Regions from separate parts of the Homo sapiens genome. Here regions 1 and 2 are each linked to region 3. A link is a loop called in an ENCODE intact Hi-C map of the cell type or tissue named here. Cell type or tissue: CD4-positive, alpha-beta T cell. All regions are shown on one strand. Each heading gives the region's core, and the rest is flanking DNA. Links, peaks and the distances in the headings are about the cores only. Region 1 holds the start of MOCS1 (molybdenum cofactor synthesis 1). Region 2 overlaps SAYSD1 (SAYSVFN motif domain containing 1). Region 3 holds the start of KIF6 (kinesin family member 6).

Region 1 (10,129 bases), core at 1,935-6,934, 210 kb after region 3:
TCCCAGCTACTCGGGAGGCTGAGGCAAGAGAATCGCTTGAACCCAGAAGGCAGATGTGGCAGTCAGCCAAGATCGCACCACTGTACTCCAGCCTGGGCAACAGAGCGAGATTCTCTCAAAAAAAAAAAAAAAAAAAAAAATGGAATTTGGTGCTTTTGTTCTGGCAATGGGAGAGGCTGGTCAGATTTCACTTTTAAGAACTTCTGTGACCTTGTCTAGACTTATGCAGACTGCACCACCCGTTCTGAACCCAGCCTCCTAAACACACACACTCTCACCCTGCCAGCAATGCAAACTCATTACTCAGATATTAACGAGCCCCATTCCTGCATCTTCTCTCCTCTAACACTGCATGCCCTACTTTCATTCTTCTACTTTTTTCCCTGTCCCTTAAGTCTCCTGGAGGAAAAAAATATCAGCACCAGTCAAAGGAGCCCAAGATTCAGAGGGAATTATAGGACAGAGTAGACAGCAACCCTGCTTGCTCAGGAGGGCTGGGACATGCCAGAAGTAGTAGGAAGCACTCAACGGATCATATTCCCAGGGTCCCAGGCTGGCCTGGGCTGTTTCCTCTCCGTGAGAAGTCATTCTGCCTGATTCAGTATCCCCAGTGTCTAGCACAGGATGTTGGTACATTTTGAATCACATGAACAAATAGTCCTGTCCCTAATGTAAGCAGAAAGGTCGTATATGCAAAAGCCAGTTACATGGGGGTAATCATTTCCCGGCTGGTCTCTACTGTCAAAATGGTTTAACCTGGTATAGTGGTTTGAAACCCTGGCAGCCCATCAAAATCACTCAAGGAGCTTCAAGAAGGATTCTAGTTTCAAGAAGGAGCTAGAATCTGTCCCAAAGATTCTAGCTCAATCTAGTGCCTCAGCTGTGCAGCCAGGGCTGAGAACCATCGGCCTAGTGACACCAAGTGCCAGGTGCTATTTTAATCCAGGGCAAGTTGTTGTGGTTCTGAGCACAGGATTTGGAGTAGGTGAGCCTATATTACAAGCCTGGCTCTAGCTGTTGAGCAAGTCACCTAAATTCTCGAAACCTTAGTTTCCTCATCTATGCAGTGGAAATAATAATCCAACCTAACTCAGTTGGAGGAGTTCCTGGCACCGAGGTTTTCATTCAGTGATCCATGGAGGAACACTGTTGTGTGCTGTGATCAGTTTTTCTAGTTTGTCAGCTTCCCTTCCCTTCCAAGACCCTGGCCTTCCAACCCTACTAACAGCAGATGGCCAGAGGCAGGGTTTCAAAGCTGCTGCCACACCACCCAAGTGGGGTCTGAGCATCCCCAGGACCACCAATACTGGTGTGCATCAGCAGGCACTAAGCAGCCTGCCAGACACTACTGGTCATCTCATGTCTACCCAATGCAGATTAGGGTGAAGGGGGTGGGGAAGGGTGGGACAAAAGAGTTAAAGCGGGACCCTGCCCTCAAGGTGCCCTCCTCTACTAGTCACTCATCTTAGGCATCTGATTTGACTGCTAAAGGCTAGCCCTCAAATAGCTCCAAAGTCTAAACAGAGCAGCAGGGTTATTCGAGAGGAAAAAAAGCACATTCCAAATCTAAGTATCGTGGCCCTGATTTACCCTGCTATTGGGATGATGTATACTAAGGGTCTCTTAAAATTAATCTCTTTTAAATGAGAGGACCCAACAAAGAGCCTAGCCTAGCTCGATTCTCCTTCCCCCTCCCCTCATTCCCACCCTAAGTGTGAGGTCTTTACACCTATAGCTTCTGAGGAGGACAGTCACATTTCGCTGAAACATGGATTTTGAGGAGCTGGGCAGATTGGAAGTCAAGATGACCTCCTGAAAGCCCTCTTTCCCTCCTCCCCCTCATTCTCCCTCACCAGTGCCTGCTGTACTCCTTCTACCTTCACCCACACCCACTTCCTTGCAGCCTAACCCCTAGCCAGCATTTGTTTTTTCTGGCCCCCTGAACAGATGGGTGCCTTTGCCTTGCCTAGACTCACCCTCCCTGCTTCCCCCGCCACAGGCAGCAGGCTTCATTGTTGCCCAACAAAGCCTGCATGGAGCCTCAGAGGGAGAAAGAGGGATACAGCACTCCCAGGCTAGGCTGAACCCTACAAAGATTGTCTGGGCCACCCCAGATGCAGGCTGGCAGGTTGCTGTGTCTCCCCCACCCACCTCCCCATTGACCCACACACTACTCCTTTCCATAGCTAGAAGCTACTCGACCTGTTCTTGGACTCAGCCCACAGCCCCCTTTCCGCAATCCTCACAGCCAGCTCCCACTTAACCTCACTTCTCTCCCTCACACCCTCATCCTGCCACACAAACAATGCCCAGTGGCTTTCCATCCTAGCTCTCCAAGCACCTCCCATCCCAAACCAGACTACCAGAGCCCTGTGTGGGCGTGTTGGGGGAGACAGACCCTGCAAGAAGGGGTTCAAGGTGTCCCCACCCCAACTGGCAAGCTCTGGAGATGAGCAGAACATATCCATTTCCAGACTCACCTCCCCTTAGAGTCTCCTCAAGACAAGTTTCTGTGCCCTCCCCCATCTTATGATGGGCTGGCCCAGTCCTCTCATTTTATAAACATGAAGCAAAGGGAAGTGACAGCCCCAGGAGCCAGGTGAAATTGGAGGCGAAACTGGCGGGTGAAAACATGGGACTCCCTGTCCAGTGTGGTCTACTATGCCACGTGACTCCTCACTAGTTAAGTTTCAAGCAGCTACAATTATTGGCTGAATCCACTGCCTGCACAACCCTGCGTTAAGCGCTTGTGGGGATAGAAAGGCGGAGGTGCACCCAGCCCTCAGGAACTCCCAGTCTGCTGAAGATAATCCTAATGAGATGTCCAGGATTCAATGTGAGTTGACAGAATAGCTATCCAACAAGTCCAGATGGGAGGGGACTCACAGGACAGAGCATGTGCCAGTGGCAGCATGGATAATAGTAATTACCACCAACATTTACATAACACAGCACTTACATGGGCTAAGCTTTGTTCTAAGTATATACGTTAACATACGTTAACTCTTTTAATCCCTGTGACATCCTATGAAGTAGACACTTTTATTCTTACTTTGCAGATGAGAAAACAGACACTGAGAGGTAAGGGGACTTGGTGAATCCCTAATAAGGGATGGGGCTGCCCCAGAGTCTATGTTCTCCTTTCTGCCACATTACCCCTCCCTTCACAGTGTAAAGGGATGGATAGGAGCAGGCTCTCTCCCTGGCCTCCACACAGGGAGGACGGAAAAGCATTAGAGTTGAGTTCCTGCCCTCTACAGCTCTGCGACTGGAGGAAAGTTAACTTAGATTAGCCCCCTCATCTGAACATACAAACTCTACTCACCTCACATGGCTTAGTGAGGACTAAATGCTTCCACATGTGAGTCACTCAACACAGGTTCTCTCATGAAAGACCAGTACAAAATAAACTAGGGGGTGGGGGGCTGGAGAAGAAAAGTCCCTTTTCTTGAATTCTTTAAAGATCTCTCAGCCATCTTTGCTTTCCTATCTCTTCCTCAATGATGTTCAGAGTTTGAGGATACTAAAAAGTCTTCACTTCCCAACCATGGGCCTGCTTATCTGAGGATCCCAGAGGGGCTTAGATTTGGGGAAAGCAAATTTGGCGGAAGTCATTGAGCAATATAGGGGAGGAGGGAGCAGTGATCTTATGAATCCCAGGACAGGAAGCCTAGTTCTGGGAGACGGGGAAAAAAACGCCTAGATAGGTACCGAAAAGAGGTTTCACTAAATGAAAAGAGGTACTTTTCCCCCCAAATTATTCCCTAACCACCTGAGCAGAAGAACAACCAAAACCTAAAACTTTTAATGACTTGAAACACTCTGAGGGGTGCTGGCAAGGACTGAGGGATCTTACCCAAAACCCTAAAGACAGAGGAATTAATTTCTCACCTGGAAGAAGCCACGTCCTGCCCTGTTCTGCTCTAGGATAAGGCTGAACCCTCCCAAGGTTAATAAAAAAGACAAGGAGAGTCAGCAAAGGATGGGTTACAGAGCCCTGGGACTACAGTAACAACTCATCGTTGGTGACACCGAGGTGACATGTTTAGTCAGTCGCACTATGAAGCAGGTGTCACAGGGACACCTGATCTCTCAGCTCTTGGGATAGGGAGGGAAAATGTTTAAGAAAGAGGGTGGGTGCAAGGCAAGGCTGAAAGGTACTAAGACACCTCACTGGACCCAAAGTCCCAGTCCTCTGCTTACCCGAATTTCTGGCCAAGCTCAGGGCTAGAAGGGGTGGCGTGGCTGGGGGGCAGGGAGGTTCTGAAGCGGGACTCCCAGGAACCTCTCCCGCTGGGCTAGCGGGTGAGACCGGGCGGTCCATCTGGAGAACATCGCTCCACTGAGGAGTGCCAACGGGTCCCTCCCAGAAGCGGTCAAGCAGATAGGCCGGGAGCTACTGGGGGAAAAGGGCAGTGTGCCGGGGCCACTCCTGCCCCGGGAAGCTGTGGACGCAGGCGGGGTGGGCTCACCTCCGAGGCAGCTCGCGCGGACTCCCCGGGGCAGGGCTGGGTCACCGGAGCCCCTGAGCTGCAGCTCCGGGCGCTGGACCTCAGAAGCCGCCGCAGCATCCGGGACAGTGGCCGCGCCGCCATGAAGCCTGATACGAGCGGAACCGCAGCCCGCTTCGGGAGCACACTGGCCGGGCACTCGCCCCCGGGGTCATCCCAGCAAGGGCGGGGAGGGGCAGGGGGAGGGCGGGACCCGCGCAGCCAATAGGCGAGGACGCAGTCCCGCGTGGCCTTGTGGGAGCTGTAGTACGCTCCCTGTGCCCACTTTCCTGGGCCGGGGTAGCGCTCTAGGGCAGAAGGGTAAACTCAGGTAAGGAACGGGGTTCTTTTCCTTCCAGTTTTTCTGGCTGCTCTAGTCTCAGATTTAGGTCGTGGTGTGACAGTAGGCAGGACAGGACAAGGGCCAAACGAATGAGGCACTGCCTTGGATGCAAAATTTAAGAGGGTGCCAGGTAAACTGCGGTTATCAAAGTAAGTAATTTTTTAATGTAATATTTCAAAAAATCGTAATAAATTTTCAGAAGTCCGTGAAATATCAACATTCTAAATAAAAAGATTTAGCCTACACTTGCATGACTCACATCACTCAGTGCACCATAGTGCAGATTGTGGTTGTAAAACGGTCAGTTAGGTCTTTCAAGATACACTTCTCCAGTTGTGCCCCAAAAGGATATTAACAATCTTTTTTTTTTTTTTTTTTTTCGTGGAGAAGGCAAGAGTATATGAGAAGTCACAGAATGAGTGGACAACATTTTTGAAATGCTTCTTATACACCAAGCACCATGCTAAATGTTATTTAAAACAATCCTGGTATGAATAGAATGTCCTTTTTGCAACTGAGGACATTGAGGCTTAGAGAGACCAGGTAATTTTCTCGAAGTCACACAGCTGATAGTGGGTTTCAAACCCAGGGCAATCTGCTTTCTACAGTCATTCAGTCAAGATTCAGTATGTGTTAGGAATGGTGGGGTGTGCCTCTTCCTCTCTATAAAAAGCAGAGTGCTGTAGTCCTTTAAGATTTTGGATAACACACACAATAATGAGCTTATGTACTAAGAATAATTATGCTCAAACCAGCCTGTTGTATCCAAAACCCTGTCCCTGTGGAATTGCAAGAATAAAACACCGGCTGGAACATACAGCTGCCAAGTGCATGCTTAGGAAGTGGGAATATAGCTCCTGATCTTGAAGAATTGACCGAATAGTGGGAGAGGAAAAAATAACTGAATATAACTGACTTTTACAAGTGCAGTGGGACTGTCAGAAAAGCTGAGATGATTTTAGCCTTAGATTCAATGTGAATTTCTCACAATGATACTCAAAATTCAGAAAATATATTGTAGGGGATGAAAGTGTATCTGGGGTGTGTTTGAAACTGATGAGACAAGTATGCCAGAGGTCTGTTTGCAAGGGGCCTGAAGACCAACTGAGGACTGTTCAAGCTCTGTCCACTGCTAAGTTTAGATATGTCTGGATTTATCAGGAAAACTGGGTATGGGGGAGAGAAGGATAAAAACTTTTTTTTTTTTTGTATGTATGAGGCTTGAAGAGCCTTCTAGAGAGGACTCAACCTCAGGGAAGAAGCCATCTGACATATGAACTTGATCCAAGAATGTCACCAGCTCCTTGGAGCCTCTCTAGATTCCACCCTCTTCATACAAGTTGTATGTGATCATCCCTTCACTTGGGCTTTACTGTCATCTTTTATAGAACTTGGGTCTCCAAGGCAAGACCTAAGGCTTACTCAGTTCTGTTTGAAGGCTGAAATCCTCTCCATATTATCATACATCTACTTGGACTCCTGTAGTGCTGGGAAACTTTCTGGCTTCCTGATGTTGTCTGGTCCACTTAAATGTTTCCCCACCTATTAAAGTTCTTACTTGTATTCAGCAAAAAAGTGCCCCTTTCTGTCAACATATGGTGATTAAGTGTCATCAGGGCCGAATCCTCTGCTAATGGCTGGGAATAAGGAAATACTTTCAAGGGCTCACAGCCTGCAGTAGGGCTCTGATGTGACAAGTCCATGGATTGATTTGGAGGGTTCTGTAGACCCCTGAACTTGAATGCATAATACTGTATTTTTTTTTCCTGGGGAATGGTGGCTTTTTGTCACATGCTCAAAGAGCCTCATGGAACATACTGTCCTAGAAATCTCTCTTTTGTGATACCCTCCTATTGGCCCTAGTTTTAGCCCCCTAGGCATATACATCCTCTCTTTGAGACTTTAACCCAAGTACTCTCTTAGTGATAAACAGCAGCAGTTATTGCCAACCCTTGTACACAATGTCTTGTGAGCCACTGCACTATCTTCTCTAATACAATTTGGTTTGCCTAGGTCCTGGTGGCAGACTGTATTTGCAAGATGGCTGCAACAATATTTCCTGTCTCGTATGTTCTAGAGCTGTGTTGTCCAATAGAAACTTCTGCAATAATGGAGATATTCCATGTCCTGACATAGCTATTGAACACATGAAATGTGGCTAGTGTGACTGAGAATTGAATTTCTAATTTTATTAAATTGTCATTAATTGAAGTGTAAACAGCCATGTGTGGCTACTGGCTACTGTATTATTCAGCCCTATGATAGAATTTTGCTTTCTCCAGAAGGGGTGGAATTAACTTTCCTTCCTTTGCATCTGGGTCAGTTTGTAACTTGTTTGTAACAGTGTGAAAGTGATACTGCATGGCTTTTGAGACTAGGTCAGAAAAATATGATGCAATTCCCACCTTACAATTTATCTCTAGTGATCTGTTCTCCAGCTGACAGGAAGATATGTTTCTCCTTATTCCCTACCCATTTTCTCCGCACTTGACTTTCATCTCCCAACTCCCCCTCAAAAAAAGATCCAGGATGTGATTTCCAGCCATATGTCCATTGTCTCTTCTAATAGGAACCTCAAGTGTCCAGTCATCTGAATATTCATTCAAACCTATCCCCATTCTATCAGTAACTGTGGACTCTCCTTGCAATTTTAAGCATTTTAATGAAGCAATAAAGTTTCAAAAAATATTGTATCAATTATTCCTATCATTTCTCTTTTGAGGACCTTGTTCAGGATAGTCTTTATTTGCCCCTCCAGATCCTTCTCCACCCTGCTCTGAGGACCAGGAGATTGACTTCTACCAACTGCATTGATGGCATCATCCAGGTGCCCTGACCTCTGGTTTCCAGGTGGATCTTGCCAATAGGGAGCATGGCAGGAGATCAGAGAGCAGGAGGAGAGAAAAGCTGGATTATCTATTCTTCCTGATCTCCCCTGTTTTGCTCTGGCTACAGCTGTAGTTGGTGTCATCTGGCCTCTCCGCCATGATTCCACCTCCCACTTAGTCCAGTAACACTATTTCTCACATTTGTTTCTTCACTTCAGACTGGGGTGGGATTGGCTTTCTTCTGCTGATTGTCCTTGGATGCCTCAGCATTCCTGTTGCCCCCCTCAGCCCGCCCACCTTAACCTTGCCCACACCTCCAAAATAGTCTCTCTTAATGGTAAAGAGCAGCAGTTACTTTTTTATTAAAACTTCATTAAAATATCCCTTCAAAACTTTTAGCTGAGTATGCCGTTTCTTGCTGGTTCCCTGATACAGGATTCGTGGACTCCTCCCTTCCATAGTACCCTTTGTTAATAGTGGCAATTACAACAGAGTGACATTGTTTATTTATATGCCTTCTGCACTATAAACCCTCTGAGGGCTGTTGCCAAATCTAAATCATCTGTAATCATACCACCTAGCATGGTATTTAATGCACAATAGGCTCACAATAAGTACATTAAATGGCAGATTCCATATCCTTGATTTGCCTGTAAGATGGCTGTTATGATTTGGATATGGTTTTTCTGTCTCCACCAAATCTCATGTTGAAATTTGATCCCCAGTGTGGCAGTGGTGGAAGGTGTGGGTCATGGGGGTAGATCCCTCATGAATGGCTTGGTGCTGTTCTCATGCTAGTGAGCAAGTTCCCAGGGGAAGGGATTAGTTCCCATGAAAGTGTGTTGTTATAAAGCCAGGACACTTGTCCAGTTTGGCCCTTTTGTACTGATGCTAGCTTCCCCTTTGATCTTCTCCACCATATCTTGACATAGCACAAAAGCTTTCACCAGAGGCTGAGCAGATGCTAATGTCATGCTTCTTGTAATGAGATAAATAAACCTCTTATCAATTGCCCAGCCCCAGGTATTCCTTCTATAGAAGTACAAAACAGACTAAGACAGCTGTGTCAGTCAGCCTGGGCTAGATTGTACTGTTGTAACAAATAACTCTAATATCTCAAAGGCTGAAAATCACAAGTGTTTATTCTCTCATTTGGGCTACATGTCCAGGAAAGGTGTATTTGTCTGCTTTACATTGCTGTAAAGGAATAATGGAGACTAGGTAATTTATAAAGAAAATAGGTTCATTTGGCTTATGGTTCTGTGGGTGTATAAGAAGCATGGTACCAGCGTCTGTTTCTGGTGAGGGCTTCAGGAAGCTTCCAATTATGGTAGAAGGCAGAGGGAAGCAGGCATGACATGGGGAGAGGAGGGAAGTCACATTAAACAACGAGCTCTTGCATAAGCTAATGCAGTAAAAACTCACTTGTCACCTAGGGGATAACACCAACCTATTCCTGAGGGATTTGTTCCCTTAGCCCAAACACCTCCCACCAGGCACCACCCTCCAACACTGGGGATCAAATTTCAACATGAGATCTGTAGAGGACAAACATCCAAACTATATCCAAGAGTTAGCTGTGAACTTTGTTTCTGGTCAGTGTTGCCCTCACTCTGGGTCCCGGCCTGATAGGGCAGCGAATATCCACATAGAACATTGGTGGTTACCAAGAGGGAAAAAGAGTGTGGCAAACAGCAAACTGGCTCTTACAGCTTCTTCCTGGAAGTGTCACACATCACTCTGCTTTAAGCAAGTCACATGGCTGTATCTAATTTCAAAGGGAAGAGCAGCTTAGTCCTCTCTCAGAGAGGGAACGCACATGCTGGCGAACAGTAAAATAACCTTACTCCAGGAACAAACTTCCCCTTGCTCTCTTATGTATCATCCAGTTTTTCCATTCAACTCTTCCACTTCTTTGCACCTATCACTCCCCTTGCATACTGAAACCAGCCATGGCAGCCTTATGCATCTGCATGTATCATGCATACCCTCAGAGCCATGAGGTGCTGACTAGGAGTCTCTTGTTTAGATTCTGTCATCAGCAAAACTAAGAGAAGAGTTTGTAATACCTCTTTAATTCGATTGTTTTCAAAGTGTGGATTTCAGAGGTCAACACTAGTTTCATAGTAATATTAAGAAATCGTGCCAGGCGCGGTGGCTCCTGCCTGTAATCCCAGCACTTTGGGAGGCCAAGGCGGGCGGATCACAAGGTCAGCAGATCGAGACCATCCTGGCTAACACGGTGAAACCCCGTCTCTACTAAAAATACAAAAAATTAGCCGGGTGTGGTGGCGGGCGCCTGTAGTCCCAGCTACTCAGGAGGCTGAGGCAGGAGAATGGCGTGAACTCGGGAGGCGGAGCTTGCAATGAGACGAGATCACACCACTGCACTCCAGCCTGGGCAACAGTGCGAGACTCCGTCTCAAAAAAAAAAAAAAAAAAGAAATCGTCTTTTCCACTCTCATGCT
Region 2 (10,129 bases), core at 3,151-8,150, 620 kb before region 3:
TCTATCAGGTCAAAATATATCATTTAAGGCTGATAACTCAAGTAGTAGGTTGTAATTATATTTAAAGATACAAAGTCAATCAATTAGTCAATAAATCAGTAGAGCTGGGGGTTGGAAGATGGAGAAAAGTAGGAAGAAGGTGGAAATATAAATTTATTACACTTATTTTTTACAGATGTTAATAAACATTGCCTAAAAATATCAATTTTTAAGTAATCAATATAAAGTTAAAAATATAAACTTGAAACAGAAATGTAAACTTTCTAGATTATTGAAAGAAACACACATACACAGAAACAAAACAAGCAAACACAAAAAACCCAGAGACCATATGGTAAAAGAAGCTACCTAAACAGAATAATATAAAATGTGATGAGATAAGCAAGACTTTCATAAACATAAATAAGTTAAACTCACCTATTAAAAGAAAATATTCTCACAATAGATTATAAAAGAAAGCCCAACTAGTCTTTATATACGAGCAGCATACCTAATAAAAATAATTCAAGCTGAAAACAAAACTATGGGCAGAGGCACATGAGGCAAATGCAAACAAAAAGTAAGCAGGGCTTCCAGCCTTAATATCAGATAAGAATAAATTCAGGGCAAAATGCAATAAAGAAAACAAAGAGGGCTTTGCATAATGATAAAGGGAGCAATCTATAATGAAGACCTTAAAAATATGCTTTTTATACATTTCAAAATCTAAAGTGCTAAAAAATACTACAATCTCATGAAAATCACTGATAAAAACCATAAATAAAACTATTAACAAACAGAATCTATCAGCACATCAAAAAATAGTACATCACAATCAAGGGTGGTTTATTCCAGGAATAAAAGGATGGTTCAATATATAAATCTGTAATATTAATTGATTATATTAATTGATCAAAAAGAAAAACCATAAGATTAATTTCCACTACATTGAAAGGAGATTTTGTGAAATTCTACATCCATTCTTAATTTAAGAAAAACTTTTAAATAACGTAAGTACAGATGAGTAATTTCTTTTTTGTTTGTTTTTTTTTTTTGAGACAGAGTCTTGTTCTGTCGCTCAGGCTGGAGTGTAGTGGCACGATCTCGGCTCACTGCAACCTCCACCTCCCAGGTTCAAGTGATTCCCATGCCTCAGCCTCCCAATAGCTGGGATTACAGGCACCCACCACCACACCTGGCTAATTTTTGTATTTTTAGTAGAGATGGGGTTTCTCCATGTTCGCCAGGCTGGTCTCAAACTACTGGCCTTCAGTGATCTGCCTGCCTTGGCCTCCCAAAGTGCTGAGATTACAGGCGTGAGCCACTGCATCTGGCCCAGATGAGTAATTTCTTAAGATATCTGTTTGTCTGTCTATCTATTCACTACCCCAAAGCCAGGATCATGCTTAGTGGGAAATACTGGCACATGCTCATTAAAGTCAAGAGCAAAACAAAGATATCATTGATTACTATTCTGATTTAATATTTTTCTGGGTGCTTTAGCCAACGTAATGGACAAACAGAAAAAAATAAGAGGCATAAAAATTGGGAAAAGAGGCCGGGCACAGTGGCTCATACCTGTAATCTCAGCACTTTGGGATGCCAAGAGGGGAGGATCACTTGAGGCCACGAGTTCAAGACTAGCCTGGCCAACAAGGCAAAGCCCCGTCTTTACTAAAAATACAAAAAATTAGCCAGGCATAGCGGCGCACACTTGTAGTCCCAGCTACTCGGGAGGCTGAGGTGAGAGAGTTGCTTGAACCCAGGAGGCAGAGGTTGCAGTGAGCCAAGATTGCTCCACTGCACTCCAGCCTGGGTGACAAGATTAAGACCCTGTCTCAAAAAACAAAACAAACAAAACAAAACAAAACAAAACCCCACAGGTAAAATAAGAACTAAATTTTACATTATTTGAAAAGGAAATAATTACCTATGTGGCAAATCCAGGCAAATCAACTGAAAAATCATTATAATTAGTAAGAGAATTTGGTAAAGGACTGGTACAAAATTAATATACCAAAATCAATAGTTTTCATACACACATACACAACAACAAGTTGGAGGAAATAATAGAAGAAAAGATCTACTGAACTTAATAGCAAAAGATAAAATAACCAGGAATAACAGGGAATAGTAAGATCAATATAAAGCAAACTTGAAAATGCAACTGAGGGACAGTAAAAGAGGCTTAAACAAATGGTAGCATACCGTATTCTTGAACAGTAAAACAATAACTTATAGGTGCTTCTTCTCCTTAAGTTATCTGTAAATTTAATGTGAAACTAATGAAAATATCAAGAGAAATTTTGGGGACCTGGTCAAGTTAATTCTAAAGAACTCAGGGAGAAAATAAACATGTTAAGTGTAAGTTTTAAAAAAGAAAGCAAAAATAAGAGTAATAAAGAGGTGTCTAGCCCATTCAGATTTTAAAACACACTAAAGAGCTACAATAATAAAAAGTGAAAAAGCTGTCAGATCAAAAGAACAGACCAGAAAGCCCAAAATAGATACAAATACACAAGAAATGTGGTATATGATACAGAAGGGTTTTAAATTAGCAGGAAAGAGATGGGTTATTTAATAAATAAACCTGAGGGAACTAGATACCTGAACAAATAGATGCCTGAATAAATAAAGCTGGATCCCTATCTGTAACCCCACTCCAAACTAAATACTATAGATAAAAAACTTAAATATAGAAAATGAAAGCAATGGGTAAACATGGAAATTTTTTTGCCGTATGACAAAAACCCAGGTCATAAAATACATAAATTTGACAACAAAAAATTTCCACACAGAAACAAAAACGGCAACAAGTTTGAACAAATTGAGCAAAAATATTTGAAATGCATAATTCAAAGAGCCAATTTTCTTCATTTATGAAGAGTTCCTAAATGAAATTTTAAAATTCCCAAGAACTCAACAGAAATCACGCAAAAGCTAAAAGAGTTCACAGATAAATACAAATGGCTCACAAATTTATAGAAAGATGTTCTCCCATAATAAGAAATTTAAATTAAAACTATGAGGTGTCATTTCACTTCTCAGATATTGGCAAAGTACAGAAAGTTGGGAAAACACCCTGTGTTGGTGAGGATATGAGGAAATTGGCATTTTCATACATTGCTGGTAGGAATGTAAATAAGAATCACTTCTACGCAGGGCAACATCTATCAACATTTTCAGTCAAATATCCTTTTGCCAGCAAATCTAATTCTAAGACATTATCCCAGAGAAGTATTCCCATATGTCGAAATGACATATGTGCAAGGATATTTGTTGTACATTGTTTGCAACAACAAAAGATTAGAAACTACCTAAATATACATTAATGGAGACTTGTTGAGTTATAATCTATCCATACAATGGTACACTCTGTAGCTGTGAAAAAGCAGGAAGCAGCTCTATTTGTGCTGATGTAATTATTAAGAAATATTGTTTGCTCAAAAAGCAAGAGGCACTCAATATTCCTTTCTGGAATTGCCTCTCATCAATTCCTTTTATTTGTTCCTAAACATCCAAGTCTTCAGAATGCATCCAAGCTTGTTATTCTCCTTCATGATTATCACCTTTCTCCCAGGTGGTTTTCTCTGACCAAAATGCTACTTTTTGCCCCCACCTTCTTTTTTGGGGGAGTACCTAGTCCTCCTTTAAACTCAGCACAGTGTCATTGCCTCCAGGAAGCCTTTCCTGACCTGTGATTTAAGATCCTCTTTTGATGCTGTGGTCCTCGTTCAGACGACATACTCAGTGTGGCTTACCACACTGCACTGTAACTGTCTGGTTATTGGCTACCTCCCCCATTTGCTGTGAGCTCCTTGAGAAAAGGAACCTTGTCTGCCTTATGTCTGTATGAGCTACGCCCAGCACCAGGACTGGCAAAGTTTAGATGCTCTGTAAATGGATAGATGGATGGATGAATGAATGACATAGATAATCTACTCCCCACCATAGCGTGGATGATCTTTTAGAAATGAAAATTGGGGGCCGGCTGCAGTGGCTTATGCCTGTAATCCCAACACTTTGAGAAGCCGAGGTGGGCAGATCACCTGAAGCCAGGAGTTTGAGACCAGGCAGGCCAGCATATAGTGAAACCCCATCTCTACTAAAAATACGAAAATTAGCTGGGTGTTGTGGCACATGCCTGTAGTCCCAGCTACTTGGGAAGCTGAGGCAGGAGAATTGCTTGAACCTGGGAGGCAGATCATGCTACTGCACTCCAGCCTGGGTGACAGAGTGAGACTCTGTCTCTCAAAAAAAAAAAAAAAAAAAAAAAAGTAAATTGGATCATATCACTCCCTTACATAAAAACTTCAAATGCACATAAATAAAACTCAAACTCCTAAGAAAGAAAAAGAAAGCAAGGGAAAGAATAGCGTGTTTAGAATGGTGTCATTTGCAGGCTTGAGAAAGAACAAACATGGCAGGGTGGAGGGAGATGTTCTCACTATACACCCCATGTACCTCTTGGCTTCTAAAATATATGCATAGAAGTACAACAATATTTTATTCCTTCCTGTATTTCCAAAATGTTCTAAAATGAGCATGTACTTCTTGTTGTAATCATTTAGAGAAAACCTCAAAAATAAAGGACTTAATTTCCACGTAGTCTTTGGAGTTAGCTCCTCATTGTTTTAAAGCTATGTTTCTTCGTCTCTCGCTTTGGTGTTCCAAATGAACAGTTTGAAAAATAGCAAGCCTCATTGCTCCCTTTAAAAATGCACACCAATTTTCTTTGCTTGGATCTAATAATCACTAAATTTTCTTCCTATTTTAACATTTATTGTTTACGTCAGCGGCTCTTAATCTTTATTGTGCCAGAGATCACACCTGGGAGGCTGTTAAAATGCAGATTCTCAGGATTCTACCCTCAGACATTCTGAGTCAGTGGGGGCCCTGGAATCTGCATTTTAACATTACTACAGGAGATTCCTATGCAGGTGCGTGGTCTATAGACCATACTTTTCAAAACGTTCATCCATGACTTGTTAAGGAAAGAGTATTTTTCACATAGAAGTGAAAATCCTATATAGTATAGAATTTAGGACTGCAAGTGATCTCTCCCTTGAACACACACACACACACCTTACACCTTTATAAACATTCACATTATGTCCTGTACTTTATAATACAGTTTGTGTGCACTCATCTTGTCTTCTCTCTCAGATTTTTGAGAATGGGATCCAAGTCTTTATGTAGCCTAGTGCTCCAAAGTTGTGAAATAAAATTATGTGTGATAGAAACCAAAGCATATGGTTCAAAAGTTACTTTCTTTGGCTTAGGGAGTTGGTTTTCTCTGCCAACTATGTAAATTCTTAGTCATTCCACCTCCCCTTCCCGCAAAGCTTAGCTATGTGCAAGCAACTGTAACACTGCCTGCTAAGTCTAGAGAGGGGCTGCTGTTTTATTTTTAAATACATATATAAATCACTTCTGGTAGCTTTCTATGCCTTTCCCAGGACCTCTGATGGGCCCTTTCCTCTGTGAGTTTTAAACTGAAAAAAACATCTGAAAAAGCAGCACAAGCGGTTGAGATAAACATCCCAGAGGGTTTTCCACATTACGTAAATTTTCAAGTGTGATGTGAAGGGACCCGTGAGGTATAGTGGCAGCTCTACGCCACCGCCTGGCGGCAACATGCTTCATGACATCCCAACCCCACCCCTGCATCCCCGGGCTCTTAGGGACGCTCATCCTATGCAGGAGCTCATATGTGTGTGTCCCCAGCAGCGCCAAATCCAGGGCATCTACAAATATTTGCTGGTATGAGTGGCAGGAACTAAAAACACACAGCTCGAATTTTGATGTCTTCTGCCCAACTGAGGGTCACTGGTTCTTTCAATTCTGTAACTTTCTAAGATTTTGCAGCACAGAGCTTTTTGATTGACGCACAGATCAGTCAAAAGGCAAATGTGAAAGACAGCCTATACTCAAAGCATAACTCTAATAGCACAAAATACACATGCCTAAGTCATCACTGGCAAAGCTCCAAAGCTTTTGAGAAAGATCATTATACCCATCCACAGGGCCACTCACCCCCACCCAAACCTGAAACACTTAGAATAGGTCAGGGCTAGCATGAAAGTGATTGAGTCCCAGAGGTATAGCTCAATGACTTGGCCTAAAGAGCAGAGAGAAAAGAGAACTGAGTAAAGGTTTACCAGTGTGAAGGATGCTCACATAGGCCTCCAGGGACTCCACATCCACTGAGATTAGGAGACAAAATAACCCCAGATGGCGGGGATGGGGGTGGCAAAAGTTCTTTCAGTAAACATAAAGAACTTCCTAGGAAGTACCTGGAATCTTCTTTAGGGGTTCACTAGAAACAAATTATCTTTAGTTGGGAATAAATGATGGCCCTGCCCAAGGTTGGGGGTGGGGAACACACTTGATGGTATTTTGGGGTCCCTTCCAACTTTAGATGTAGAGTCTTGTTGAACAGTCCCTATCAATAGGCAAGATGGGATAATGTGAATAAAAGCAAAAACCAAGTTACTTGTTAGACTTGGACACAAACGACTTCACTCGTGTATAAAGCTATCACAGTGACTGCATCTACCTCTGGGATTTCAAGTTCCCTGATGACAGAAGAATCCTTTAATGGAAGCTGCATGCTGGGTTAATGGTCAGGCTGTGAGTGGAAATTCTGAGATCAATAGGCCTAAATTCGGAAAATCAAGGCTGCACCTAAAACCTAATGGTCTGATCAGAGCACCAAATACTTATTGTTCTTTCTTCTTCTCCCTGCCAGGCCATTAATTGATTCACACACTATTTTTCCTAGAAGTTAATGCCATCATTACATGCACCTTTGGTAAGAGGTTAGAAGTGACAAATTGTTCACAGAAAATCTCATGCAAGATGGGTTTGAGGCAATCTAGACTCCACCTCAAAAACAGCTGCATTTCAAAAATCACTACTGAGGTCCACCCATAGGTCAAGTCTCATGCGTGCTTAAGTCTTTACCCCACTGGGATTACTAATTGGATCAAACCTAATTCAGAGTTACAGGCATTTTGTTTTAGGGGAAAGTCTGAATTATATGTTTTTAAAATACAAATTAGTTCTTTCCTACAGCAATGCTTACTGCCCTGAGCACTGCAGTAAAACTTAAGATTAGGGAATTACTCCCTTGTATGGGGCTTTTATGAAACAGAAAAGCCCAAGGAAAGTATCAAGAAAATTAAGAAAGCCTTAAGAAAATAAATCAGTCAACAAAATTGTATCTTAAATACAATCAAAACTTCATGTTTAATAGGGATTCATCTGTTTCCCATACTTTTTACATGTTCAGTTCAGACAGAACTCATGGAAGAAAAGACTTTTCTGTGAGATAGAACAGACCATCTGCTTGACCGGATGGCTCTGAGGGACAGCCAAACTCCCAATGGCCAAAGGGCTGTGAGGAAGGGCAACACATATCAGAAGAATTTTCAGCAAGGGCTGAAACACAGTAAGGTTAGCCACAAAATGGAATGAGAGAAGCCCTAACCCAATGGGAGTTTGCCTAATTTTAATGAACCCAAACTCTAACATTGTACTGGAAAAGCAGCATTAAAATCCAGCCTGATTATCACAATTTACAGAATTTCTCACCAGAGGCCCACAGGTGAAAAAGCTGCTTACTCTAAAGCCCTTAGAACCGTATTGTGAACTGCGCATGCGAGGGATCTAGGTTGCGTGCTCCTTATGAGACTCTAATGCCTGATGATCTGAGGTGGAAGTTTCATCCTCCACCACCACCCCGTCCATGGAAAAACTGTGTTCCACAAAACTGGTCCCTGGTGCCAAAAAGGTTAGGGACTGCTGCTTTAGAATATAAGAAACAACTCAAGCAGCCAACGGGTCTGGAGTTAACACTTCCAGCCCTCCCCTTTGTACACACTCAACACTTCTTGCTGAACTGGCCGTTAATAACCACTTGTGAAATCCCTCCCCACACCTGCACTTAGGCGTTTGTCTCTTCCTACCTTCCTTTACTGAGTAGTGGCAAAATAATAGGAGAGTGGAAGATGGTGATGGGCAATGAAGAGGGACCTATTTCTGAAGAGGAGATGTTTTAAAGATATTTTATTTTTCAATACCAGTAATGACTGAAAATTAAAGAATTAAAGCAGGAAGCAAAACAAAAACAAACAAGAAACCCAAAACTTGCAACCTAAACTCTCCGGGAAAAAAAAAATTGCTATAAATGTTAAAAGACTTAAAGAGAACATTGACAATGCAGCCCTGATGTACCTAATCATACTTCAAACTGCTGGATGTTTTAAGCTGAGAATCTCCCCAGTGCCTTTCTAGTGCTCTAAAATCATCTCCCAAACAGATGAGAAATGAAACAAACAGGTCTCCCTTCTTGAGTACATAATTTTTATAAATTGCGTCGGACCCACAGTGAATGTATTTTAGAGAGTTTCACCAAAACTATCAAAGATCAAATGGCAGCAAAAGATCAGGGAAAGAAGGTAGAAAAACTATGCAGTCACAGAGCTAACCCGCAAGCTGCCCTTAGTCCTATACACCTGAAATCAAATCCATAGCCAATGGTGAGGAAGACCACATCAGAGGTTAGCTGCATGACAGCACAGCTGGGTCCTATCTCCCTGCCAGGGGTCTCAACTGTAACTCGCGCTCCAACTGCTCTGCAGTCAGGGTGCCCTGGATGGCTTCACAGCCTGGATTGAACACAGAGTAGGCGCTCTTCTCTCCCTCTTTCTTCTCTTCAGGGCCTCGTGTCCCGACGTACATCCAATAGAACAAGGACAGGACAAAATATGCCAGGCCAAATTCCAGTTCCACAAACAGTCCCAGCAGGACCAACCAGAGAAGAACCTTCAAGAAGGTGATATTGGTCAGGAAAGACTGGTCCCAGCACGACGGCAGAGGAATGGCTGTGTTCCATGGTGTCTCTGATGTGCTGCCCTGGGGCTGAGCCGCTTCCTAGGATACACAAACAAACAAAAGAAAGAATAAAGGGTAATGGAGCTGAGATGATCAAAACTAATCTGAAAAGGCAGTTTTCATTGCTCTGAGAAGGCTGCTGGCTCATTGATTTCTATTCTTTCATGCAACTCTCTAAAACAATCATCTCCAAAGAACCTATGTGCTCTACTCCAACTGAATCAAAACTGATCAGCACTTAGTGAGATGTGACCTAATAAAAGCCCTACGTATTCAGACAGATTCTTATTCGTGGGAGTCATTTCTTCAGATTAGTCTGCTGCTAAGAAGAGCTAATTTGTGCCCCATACAGAAACTCCTGAATAACTGATAATGCAACAGTCATGACAAATGCTTCAAATACAGAGTCAATATACCTTTGTTGATTGGATTAGATGACCTAAAATATTACAAGTGACATGATTCTAAAATAGAGACAGGAAACAAAAATCCTTTTTACGTTTAAAAAAAAAAATCAGCCAGGTGCACACCTGTAATCCCAGCACTTTGGGAGGCTGAGGCAGACAGATCACTTGAGCTCAGGAGTTTGAGACCAGCCTGGCCAACATGGTGGAACCTCATCTCTACTAAAAATACGAAAATTAGCCAGCATGGTGGCACACGACTGTAATCCCAGCTACTCAGGAGGCCAAGGCATGAGAATCGCTCAAACCTGGGAGGCGGAGGCTGCAGTGAGCTGAGATTGCACCACCACACTCTAGCTTGGGCAACAGACCAAGACACTGTCTCAAAAACAAACAAAAACCACTGTTACAGCCATTACTGGGCCCCCTTACCTTCCCATCCCGTGATTAACCTACACAGGTCATTGTCACTCACCCAAGGCCCAGCCAATGTCTCCTAACTAGACTCCCTGCCTCCTATCTCTTCCCTCCCCAAGCCATCCTATGTACAACTGCTAAATGAATTTTCTTAAAGACCTATTACCCTCCTGTTCACAAACCTTCAAAAACTTTCACTGTCTACAGGATAAAATCCAAACTCCTTGGGCTGGAACCCAAGACCCTCAATTTGTTCAACAGATTGAAATGCCAGTAGACAGGCCCCTGTGCCAGATGCTAATGGCAGACACAGGTATTTAGACAGCTCTGTGTCCAGTCCACTGTTTTCGGAACTCTTTTGAACATGACCTACAATAAGGAATACATTTTAGACTGTAATCCAGAATACATATATGCAACAAAGTTTCACA
Region 3 (10,129 bases), core at 1,637-6,636:
GTCAAGCCTATAAAGAGGTCATGTGGAATAAATAAAAGCATAAGATTTGTCCCAAGACTTGGGTCCAACACTGAGCTCAATTTACCAGCTGTGTGACCAGCCACCACTTTCAGAATTGAGGTTCCTTGTACATAAAATGAGGAAAACAGAATTACCTCCCTTACAAGATTGCTGTGGGGATCAAATGATGTAATGGAAATCACCATAAAATTGTAATGCACCATAAAAAAAAAAAGTCATTAGATTTAAAGGTTTTTTTTTTTTTTTTAAAGGCTTCTTGTCTTTTACCATGAAATAAAATTCCTTCTAACAGGCAATACTTCCTGTTTAAGACCCATTTAGATGCTTGGTTATGAGGAAAAAGTCATATTCCTAAGCAAGTAAAAGCCTACCTAAATCTCCAGAAAGTTTGAATATTTTCCTAAGTATATTTTTATTGAAACTTCTCATTTAAAATGTGAAGAATTCATGCAGAAAAGTCATTACATAAAATAAAGTATTTGTAGAAAGCAATGGCATCAGGTTCAAGGCTTTCTGGCTAGGTTTTCTCAAGAGACATTTAAAAATTATATCCTGTTGGGCACTACATTAAAAAAAAAAGTTTTATAGCCAGACAGGTGAGTGAAGGGGGTGTATAAGACATGAAACATACAAGAGTGAGGAGTTACATCCATTTTTAAAAAGTCTATATTTCTCTGCTCAGCAGACAGAAAAGAATATTAACTGCCATTAATGACCCTCCACTACTCTGATTAAGACACTCTTTGAGGCCTTAAGAAAAGTCCCTTAGAACCAGATCACTTGTTTAGTGTAATATTGGCTTTCTATCCTTATTCATAAAAATATTATTTGAGATAGTGAAGTTTTTTTTTTAAGAAGACAGAACAAGTGCAAGGATGATTATGAAAATGTTTTGAAATGTATAAAGCACTGTACAAATGGAAAGCATTACCACTGTTAAAACTATCAAAGATTCATTTTATATATCCTTTTTATTAATCTGTTATTACAATTTACTTTATGATGCCTTAAAGAATAAAAGTAATGCAGTAATGAAGCTATAAAATGAAGAGAAAGAAAAAAATTCCTTTGAGTCACTCTCAATTTAATACTACAAAAAGCATTTCTAGTCAGAGAAAGAACTCTACAATCTTTTGCGGACAAGAAGATATGGCATTAAACTGTGGAGTTTTTAAGGGCGAACAGGGATATACTAATTCAATATTTATTCATTCCCATTCTCTTTGTGTGTATGTGTGTGTGACACCTAAAAATATGACACCTAAAACTACTTCCTGGAGGATCAAACAATCCACTCTACAGACTCACCAAAGACATACAAAATGAGGTACATTAAAATATCCAAACACTGCATTTTAAGAGAAAAGAAAGTTCAGTATTAAATCCAAGACTCTCCATCCACTTCCCTGAGCCCCACCCCTACCCATCCTGTCTCTTGACCTTATCCCAGCCTCTGCTCTGACTGCTGAGCCCATGTAGATAAGCTCAACAGTTTAAGCTAAGAATCTGGGGGGAAATGTTACATACAATACACTTTTTACATATGATGCACTCTAAAAAGAAATGCATGTAAGTGATTATTAGAGGAGAGAAAATGGGAAGATACCCATGGTTCTTTCTACACCACTTTATTCCTGTTTTAAATACATAAATTATACGAGGCAAATGCTTAATCATGAGATGCTATGATATTCCACATAGACATATACCCAGTATATATATGGAACAGGAATACAACATTATTAATATGCCCACTCCATATACTCACAAATATGATCCAAATTGCCCTTGCCTAAATTGTCACTTTGAGAGGCAAAAAAGGTTTCCGAAAAGGGGATAGCTTTGAAATCAAAAATCCTTAATTAAAATTACAGCTCTGCTGTTCACAATAGCAAAGACATAGAACCAATCTAAATGCCCATCAGTGATAGACTGGTTAAAGAAAATGTGGTACATATATATACACCATGGAATACTATGCAGCCATAAAAAAGGATGAGTTCATGTCGTTTGCAGGGACATGGATGAAGCTGGAAACCATCATTCTCAGCAAACTAAAACAAGAACAGAAAGCCAAACACCACATGTTCTCACTCATAAGTGGGAGCTGAACAATGAGAACGCATGCACACAGGGAGGGGAACATCACACCCTGGGGCCTGTCGTGGGGTGGGAGGCTACGGGAGGGATAGCATTAGGAGAAATACCTAATGTAGATGACAGATTGGTGGGTGCAGCAAACCACCACGGCACGTGTATACCTACGTGAGAAACCTGTACGTTCTGCACATGCACCCCAGGACTTAAAGTATAATAACGAATAAAATAAATGTTCTAAAATTGAAAAAAAAAATTACAGCTATGCCACTCCCCAGCTGGGTGCCTTGGTCACATTATTTAACCTGAGACTCAGTTTCCTAATCTGTAAAATGCGGAAAATGACACCAACCTTGCAGGGTTCTTGTGAGAATGAGAGATAATGCAGATAAAGCACCTGTCAGGTGGCCATTTCTCAAGATACATAAGAATGACTATGCTCCCTTCTAGGCAGAAGAGAGGATGTTTTGAAATATTTAAGAAGCATAAAAAGTGCTGGGCGCGGTGGCTCACGCCTGTAATCCCAGCACTTTGGGAGGCCGAGGCGGGCGGATCACAAGATCAGGAGGAGATCGAGACCATCCTAGCTAACAGGGTGAAACCCGGTCTCTTCTAAAACCACAAAAAATTAACCGGGCGTGGTGGCGGGCACCTGTAGTCCCAGCTACTTGAGAGGTTGAGGCAGGAGAATGGCGTGAATCCAAGAGGCAGAGCTTGCAGTGAGCCGAGATCGCGCCACTGCACTTCAGTCTGGGTGGCAGAGCGAGACTCCGTCTCAAAAAAAAAAAAAAAAAAAAAAGGTGCATACAAAGTATCATTGCTCAGAGTCAGGGCAATGTCTTAACCTTCTTTATACCTTTCTGAATTTAGCACACTAGAGGAAGCACCTGGTAAATATTTAGTTAATTGTTTCTGAATGAAGTACACATGCGTATTCTTTGGGTCAGGATGCTTAAGCATCTACCTATATCTATTAATACAAGGAGTATATGTAAAGGTTCACGTTTATGTTGGAGAATAACAACAGTCAACTAATTACTGAGGCCCCACTGGGTGCAAAGTACTACATATGTGTATGCTTTGTGCATTTGTGTCTATCTATATTTGTATTATTTCAGAGGTACATAAACACGCATCTCTTGCTTGCACGTTTTGCCCGAGTGCCAAAATGTACCTTTGAGTGTATCTGCATGTGCGGTGCTGCGTGAGTTTCCCAGAAAGGTGCAATAAGTGCTTATGTGTAGTTGAAGCGCACACTATACAGGCATACTGAACATGCACTAGTCTGCCCCCGCGTGAACACGTGTGCCTGGGTGCAAAAAAAATGGCTCTCTGCCGGGTCTGCGCTGTGCCAGGTAGGAGTGGCCTGGCTGTCGGTCGCGTAGCTGACAGCAGTGCGCGGGGGTCTTCGCGGCTGCAGGGCTCCTCGGTCAGTGTGTGCGGGATTCCGGGCGGCCTCGGCGCCCACCAGCAAGCCCCTCACCTCCGCCCAGCCCCTTCGCGTGCCGCCGCCCGACCCCAGCCCAAGAGGCCCCGCCGCGCCGGCGCCCCGGAGGCTCCAGCCCGTACCCCTTGTTGGTGCTTCCGGACAGGGGGCTTCACCCTCGCGAATATCTGGATAGTCTGCTTCACCATCTCCTCCCTGGCTCTGCAATGACCCTTGACCTCTCTCAGGCCCGGGCTGCCAAAACTAACTCCCACCACCTCCGGCGACCCACAGTCTTAGCAACAGTAGCTAGGGACACTACCCAGTGAGCACCTTGGCAGCCAGGATCCCGCCTCCTCCCTCTAATTGGTCGCGACCGGAAGGAGGCCACTACGGGGCGGGGCTAGGGAGGGGAGGGCGGGGGTGGAGAGGAGAGCGCTGCGCATGCGCATGAGCGAGTGTCTGGGCTCTGGGTTTAGCGCCGGACCCGGCCTGGACCGTGTGGTTAAAGGGGAACAACCACCATGCCTTGCCCCGCCCCGCTCATTCACCCATTTTATTCTCCATGCCCTTGCCTTTAAAAAAAAATACAGCACTGGGCCGGGCGTGGTGGCTCATGCTTGTAATCCCAGCAGTTTTTGGGAAGCCGAGGTGGTAGGATCGCTTAGAGCCCAGGAATTTGAGACCAGCCTGGGCAGCATAGTGAGACTCCGTCTCTACAAAAAATACAAAAGTTAGCCAAGCGTGGTGGCGCGCCTGTATCCCAGCTACTCGGGAGGTTGAGGCAGGAGGATCGCTTGAGCCCGGGAGGTCGAAGCTGTAGTGAGCCAAGATTGCAGAACTGCTCCAGCCCACTTGGAGATCACAGTCTGAAGAAGGAGACAGATTTTTTTTTTCCTTCACAAGGTCTCTCAAGTGACAAGGAGACAGATTTTCAACAGGAAATCAAAACCAAGGAATACAAACTATGCCATGATGGAATTAGAAGTGGGGCTAGCTCTGTTTTGGAAAAGGATAAAACTGGATGAAGGGGACTGTTTCCCACACAATGGTCACGGCAAGAAAGGATGAGCTCTTCAAACACTGTTAGCACATGAAAAGATAGTCAACATTATTATCCACGTGGGAAATATAAGTTAAAACCACAATGAGGCATCACTATTCATCTATCAGAATGGCTTAAAAAAAAAAAAAAAAAAAAAAAGTGGCAACACCAGATGCTAGCAAAGATGTGGAGAAACTGAATCAGTTGCACTTTACTGGTAGGAATGTATAATGTAAAACATACACTGTATAAAGGTACAGCCACTCTGGAAAATAGTTTGACAGTTTCTTACAAAACTAAAGGTGCAACTACTCTAAGACACAGCAATTGCACTCTTGGGCATTTATCTCAGATGAATGAAAACGTGTGTTCACACAAAAACCTGCGCATGTGTGTTTATAGTTTTAGCACCTTTATTTGTAATAGCCCCAAACTGGAAAAAAAACCCAGATGTTCTTCAGCTGATAGTTTAAAATAACTGGAATACCATTCAGCAATTAAGAAGGAAGGAAGTGTTGATACACGTAACAAATTGGTTGAATTTTCGGGGAATTATGTTTCATGAAAGAAGCCAGACTCGAAAGCTAACTACCGTATGGTTCTATTACTATTGCCAGGGAGGTGTGCAGGGTATGGTTATAAAAGAAATCCTTGTGATGGGCTGTTCTGTATCTTGACTGTGATGGTGATCACAGAAATCTACACATGTGATAGCATTGCATAGAACAAATTACACACATGTTCAAATAAGCACATGTAAAACTGGCAAAAGTCACATAAAATTGAATAAGATTGATGGATTGTATCAATGTCAATTCCCTGATTTTTATATTGTACTATAGTTATGCAAAACATTACCACTGGGGAAAACTGGGAGATGGGTATACGAGTTCTCTCTGTATTATTTTTTACAAAACAAAAAGTTTATTAAAGACACCCTTTTTTCTTTCTTTCTTTTTTGAGACAAGGTCTTGCTCTGTACCCCAGGCTGGAGTGCAGTGGCATGAACACGGCTCACTGCAGCCTCAACCTCCTGGGCTCAAGCGATTCTCCTGCCTCAGCCCCACAAGTAGCTGGGCTTATAGACATGTGCCATCACACTCAGCTAATTTTTGTATTTTTTGCAGAGACAGGATTTCATCATCTTGCCCAGGCTGGTCTTGAACTCCTGAGGTCAAGCAATCCACCCACCTCAGCCTCCCAAAGTGCAGGGATTACAGCCATGAACCACTGCACCCAGCTGAAAGACACTTAAGAAAACAAAAAGACTAACTACAGATTGGGAGAAAACTTTTGCAAAACACGTATCTTGATAAAGGACTTGCATCCAGAATATATACAAACTGTTAAAACCTAATAATAGAAAAACAAACAATTCATTTGTTTAAGGTGAAGGGAGGGTGCAAAGATTTGAACAAACGCTTCACCAAAGAGGATCTATGGATGGCAAATAAGCACATGAAAAATATGCTCAATATCATTAATCATTAATGAAATGAAATTAAAACCACAATGAGATACCACTACACATCTCTTAGAATGGCGAAAAATAAGAAAATAAAACTGACAAAACTAAGTGCCGACATGGATGCAGAGCATCTAGAACTCTCAAACATCACTGATGAGAAAACAAGATGGACCAGCCACTTTGTAAAATAGTTTTGTAATTTCTTATAAAGTTATACACATACTTACCATATGACACAACAATCCCACTCTTAGTTATTAACCCAAATGAAATGAAAACTATGTTCACATAGAAACCTAAACATGAATGTGTATAGTGGCTTTATTCACAATTGCCAAAAACTGGAAACAAAGTAAATGTTCTTCAGCTGGTAAATAGATAAACAAACTGATATATCTATGCCGTAAAAAGGAATGAATTACAGATGCCTACAACAACATGGTTAAGTCTCACATTTATTATGATGAGTGAAAGATACCAGACTCACTGCGTACTTTATAATTCCATATATAATTGAATTATATATAATATATATCTAATTATATATATCATATATAATATGTTATATATGTTATATATTATATGTCATATATAATTATATTTATATCTGTATATATATATGACATTCGAGAAAAAAAAAAACTGTAAGGATAGAAAACAGATCAGTGGTTTCCAGGTGCTGAGGGTAGGAAAAGGGGTTGACTGCAGATGAACATGGGAGAGTTTTTTGGGGGGTGATGGAACTGTTGCATATTTAGATTGTGGTTGTGGTAACATAAGTATATGCATTTGTTAAAACTCATAGAACTATCTATACACTTAAAAGAGTGAATTATACTGTATATAAACTGTACCACAATAAGAAAAGAAAAAAAAAAGAAGAAGATTGAGTATGAACAGGTGCTGCAATATCAGGAATTGAGAAGAAGAGAGAACCAGGTATTTATTATATAGACTTTGGGGCTTTTTCACCTAGCAAGGAAGAGATGACTCAAGATTGGGTGCAGGTATTCACCTGGACAAGCAAAATAGATGGGAGTGGGAAAAAGGAGGAAATAAGGAGTTGGGGACATGTTAAATTTCAATTGCTTGTGGGACTTCAGAAGTAACTGGATAAGGTTTAGGAGTAAGTTATGGTGGAAATATAGGCTTGGGAGTCATCACAAAGTTTTTTCCAGAAAGTAACCAAGTCACTCACGAGCATCAAGGTTGAAATCCTAACACTGATGGTTGGAGGTGGAAGAGGGGCTGCAAAAGAAGTTGAAGGAAGCAGCCAGAGAGGTCTGAGAGAGAAAAGGGAATGTTATGCCATGGAAGCCAAGGGAAGAGAACATTTTGAGAGGAAAGTATTCAACGGTGTTGAATAGTAAAGACAATGCACTGAAAAACACCCATTTCATTCAGCAACTAGAAAGTCATTAGTAATATAGATTTCAGTGGAGTAGCAGTGTCAGAAGTCAGGTTGCCAGAGGCTGAAGAATAAGTGGGAAGTTAGGAAGTGGAGGCAGTCAAGATAGGCTACTTTTCACAGAAGCCTAGTTGTGAAGGATTGTGAAGAAGCAACACACAGGTGAGAGCTAGAGGAACCCAGCGTACCAGTGGTCTTTGTCCATATCCAAAGGGGTATATCTAATAAACAAGGGGAGGTTGACGGTATGGGGAAGAGAGAAGAGAATGGGTGTTTTCCTCAGATGAGCAATTGCACTTACCAAGAGGGTGTAATGGAAGGTGACAAGGCCAGGGAGCCAAGGGTATTCACAAAGGAGCATTTTAATCATGAAGTCTAGGCTGCTTAAAGATACCTGTGGTCTTTGAAGAAGTGTTGCAAAAGGAAGAAGGGAAATCTGTGGGTCCAGGATGTGGGATCTTTAACAATTCCTGTCTTGAGCTCTGGGTCATACAATTAAATGTTTCGATGGAGAGAAAATGTGGGTTCCAATCCTGCATCTGTCATTCCCAAATCCTGTGTTCATCTTTACTTGTGTGACCTTGGGCAAGTAATTTATGCTTTTAAGTCTCAGTTGCCTCATCCAATAAATGAAGATAGATAATAACAATAGCTACCTCATGGGGTTATCATGGACATGTAATGTGGGCATTAACGTGGTTTCCGGTGAATAGAGAATGCTCATATCTAAAGGGTTCTGACCTGTGGATTGAATTCCTTTGATTGTAAACACCTTCTAAAGAGCAGAAACAATGGCATACATATGCATGTAAGACATATTGGAGATTGCAAACTCAAATGTCTCCTGGGGCCAGACCAATGATGTAAATTCATCAAGCAGACAGGCATATGACAATAGGGAGCGTCATGGTGAACTGGAGACTAGTGCCCCAACTAAAACCATTCACATTCAAAATGGTTACAGCACAGTACTGCCTAAATAAAGCACATTTGCAGGACCATACTTCAACCCCTTTTTCTGTTTCTGGTATAACTGACCTCAGTAACTCCCAGGCCCACTGCCTCTGACAGGTTTACCTAAATCTCAAACAGATGGCTGTAATGTGTACAAAATAGGTTTTGAGATTAAATCTCCAAGTCACAGTGTCTTTCCCACCCCTGGATTTATATTCAGTGTTATTATTTGTATTTTATCTGCTTGTTTAAATGTGAGAATTAAGATGCTTTTCAACTATTTAAAAGATGCTTGAACTTTGTAGTTGCCAAAATAACAGATAATTGTACCAGGCAAATTAGCCAGGGTTTATAAGCCTCAAATCTGAAAGAAATTAAGCTGTGCCTGAAATGAATTAGTCTATCGGTAAGTTAGTTGGATTTGTTTGCTTGTATGTTTCGTTTTGTTTTGTTTTGTTTAAAAAAAAAATGAAACTACGCTCTCGCACTAGTTTTCAAATACCTCTTTAGCTGTTGCTGCTACAACTATAAAATGCATTATTTTATTTTACAAGTCTGAAGAGGGACCAGTAAAAATGTTATGGGCTGTAATTTTGATATAGAATATGTACATAAAATTACCTAATTGCAGTCAATTTCCTCCTCCCCTAGTTTATCCATGGCTTTGGGGAATTTATGTTTTTGCTTGTTCAAAAATCTTTCATGGTCACAGCATGACTGTCCCCTCCCACCCCCGCCATTATAAGGTGAACAAGACTTTCCAGACAGGTGCTGGAGACTTCACTAACAAGAGAGAAAACATTTGACTGGGGTCTTCTTTTAATAACTACCTCCAAGAAGCAAGGCCAGTCATCAGAAATTTGCCACTTATTAATAAATAGCAATATTAATGGAACAAAAGTCAACCAAGGCTGGGTGCAGTGGCTCACACCTGTAATCCCAGCACTTTGTGAGGCCAAGGCGGGTGGATCATTTGAGGTCAGGAGTTTGAGACCAGCTTGGCCCTGTCTCTACTAAAAAATACAAAAGTTAGCCGGGCGTGGTGGCACACACCTGTAATGCCAGCTACTGGGGAGGCTGAGGCAGGAGAATCACTTGAACCTGGGAAGCAGAGGTTGCAGTGAGCCGAGATTGCACCACTGTACTCCAGTCTGGGCGATGAAGTAAGACTTCGTCTCGAAAAAAAAAGAATCAACTTATGTAAACTGTCCCTTTATATTTGGTGATACTGGGTAGGACTTTGGGCACTGTATGATTCCTGGGTGTCCCTGATTGAGGATTTCATGGGAAGTAGTCAAAAGAAGAGGAAGAAAAAACATATTTTCTGCGGAGGAGACTTTCATCAGAAATCCCCTCCCTATCAGTCTGTGGGTGGTCAGTACCAGAAGGATCCTCTAATACCAGGCAGTCTAAGAAGGTAATTTATTTCATTGTTTCTGAACCAAGTGGAGAATACTCAGAGCAATTTCTGGTACTCATTAAATGCCAAATAATAACAACATGCTGTTAAATTGCAGAGCAAGGGTACCACAAAATCTGTAATATATAATTTTAGCAAAAAATGTTCTTCTGAGAATATGTTCAGCTAATTTAAAGCATAGTTTCATTAGCATAACCATCTTTCCACATATAGCGGAGTGGAATTCATAAAACGTCACCAGCACTTGGGTCGATAGGATTTTGCCATCACACTCGGTTCTCTCTCCTGCT

Evidence for each region. Peaks named below come from ENCODE experiments on the same cell type or tissue, not always from the same donor. Only the 100,000 strongest peaks of a DNase experiment are listed, where the experiment ranks them.
Region 1: it touches region 3 in a loop (14-fold over the local background); 2 of 110 quality-filtered maps call a loop at or near these places.
Region 2: a loop joins it to region 3, with 5 times the contacts of the local background. A loop is called at or near these places in 3 of 110 quality-filtered maps.

What each region holds. Positions count from the first base shown.
Region 1 is chr6:39,929,823-39,939,951 of GRCh38, forward strand. It overlaps MOCS1 (molybdenum cofactor synthesis 1), which reads right to left and starts at 4,640. Exons shown (of 11, transcript NM_001358530.2): 1 at 4,473-4,640. The coding sequence starts at 4,595. LOC102723789 (a long non-coding RNA gene) reads left to right here and starts at 4,747. Exons shown (of 6, transcript XR_001744112.1): 1 at 4,747-4,821. In CD4-positive, alpha-beta T cell, for the core only: no CTCF peak of the experiment used is centred there; a DNase peak (open chromatin) is centred at 4,669; H3K4me3 peaks cover 1,048 bases; H3K27me3 peaks cover 496 bases.
Region 2 is chr6:39,096,861-39,106,989 of GRCh38, forward strand. It overlaps SAYSD1 (SAYSVFN motif domain containing 1), which reads right to left. Exons shown (of 2, transcript NM_018322.3): 2 at 7,203-8,916. The coding sequence ends at 8,572. Among named protein-coding and RNA genes, the nearest start is that of SAYSD1, 13 kb to the right of the region's middle. In CD4-positive, alpha-beta T cell, for the core only: a CTCF peak has its summit at 5,589 (motif pointing left); a DNase peak (open chromatin) is centred at 5,611.
Region 3 is chr6:39,721,558-39,731,686 of GRCh38, forward strand. KIF6 (kinesin family member 6) reads right to left here and starts at 3,851. Exons shown (of 23, transcript NM_145027.6): 1 at 3,688-3,851. The coding sequence starts at 3,753. RefSeq lists silencers at 3,572-3,641, 3,854-4,185, 3,892-4,091. In CD4-positive, alpha-beta T cell, for the core only: no CTCF peak of the experiment used is centred there; DNase peaks (open chromatin) are centred at 3,444 and 3,934; H3K4me3 peaks cover 1,208 bases.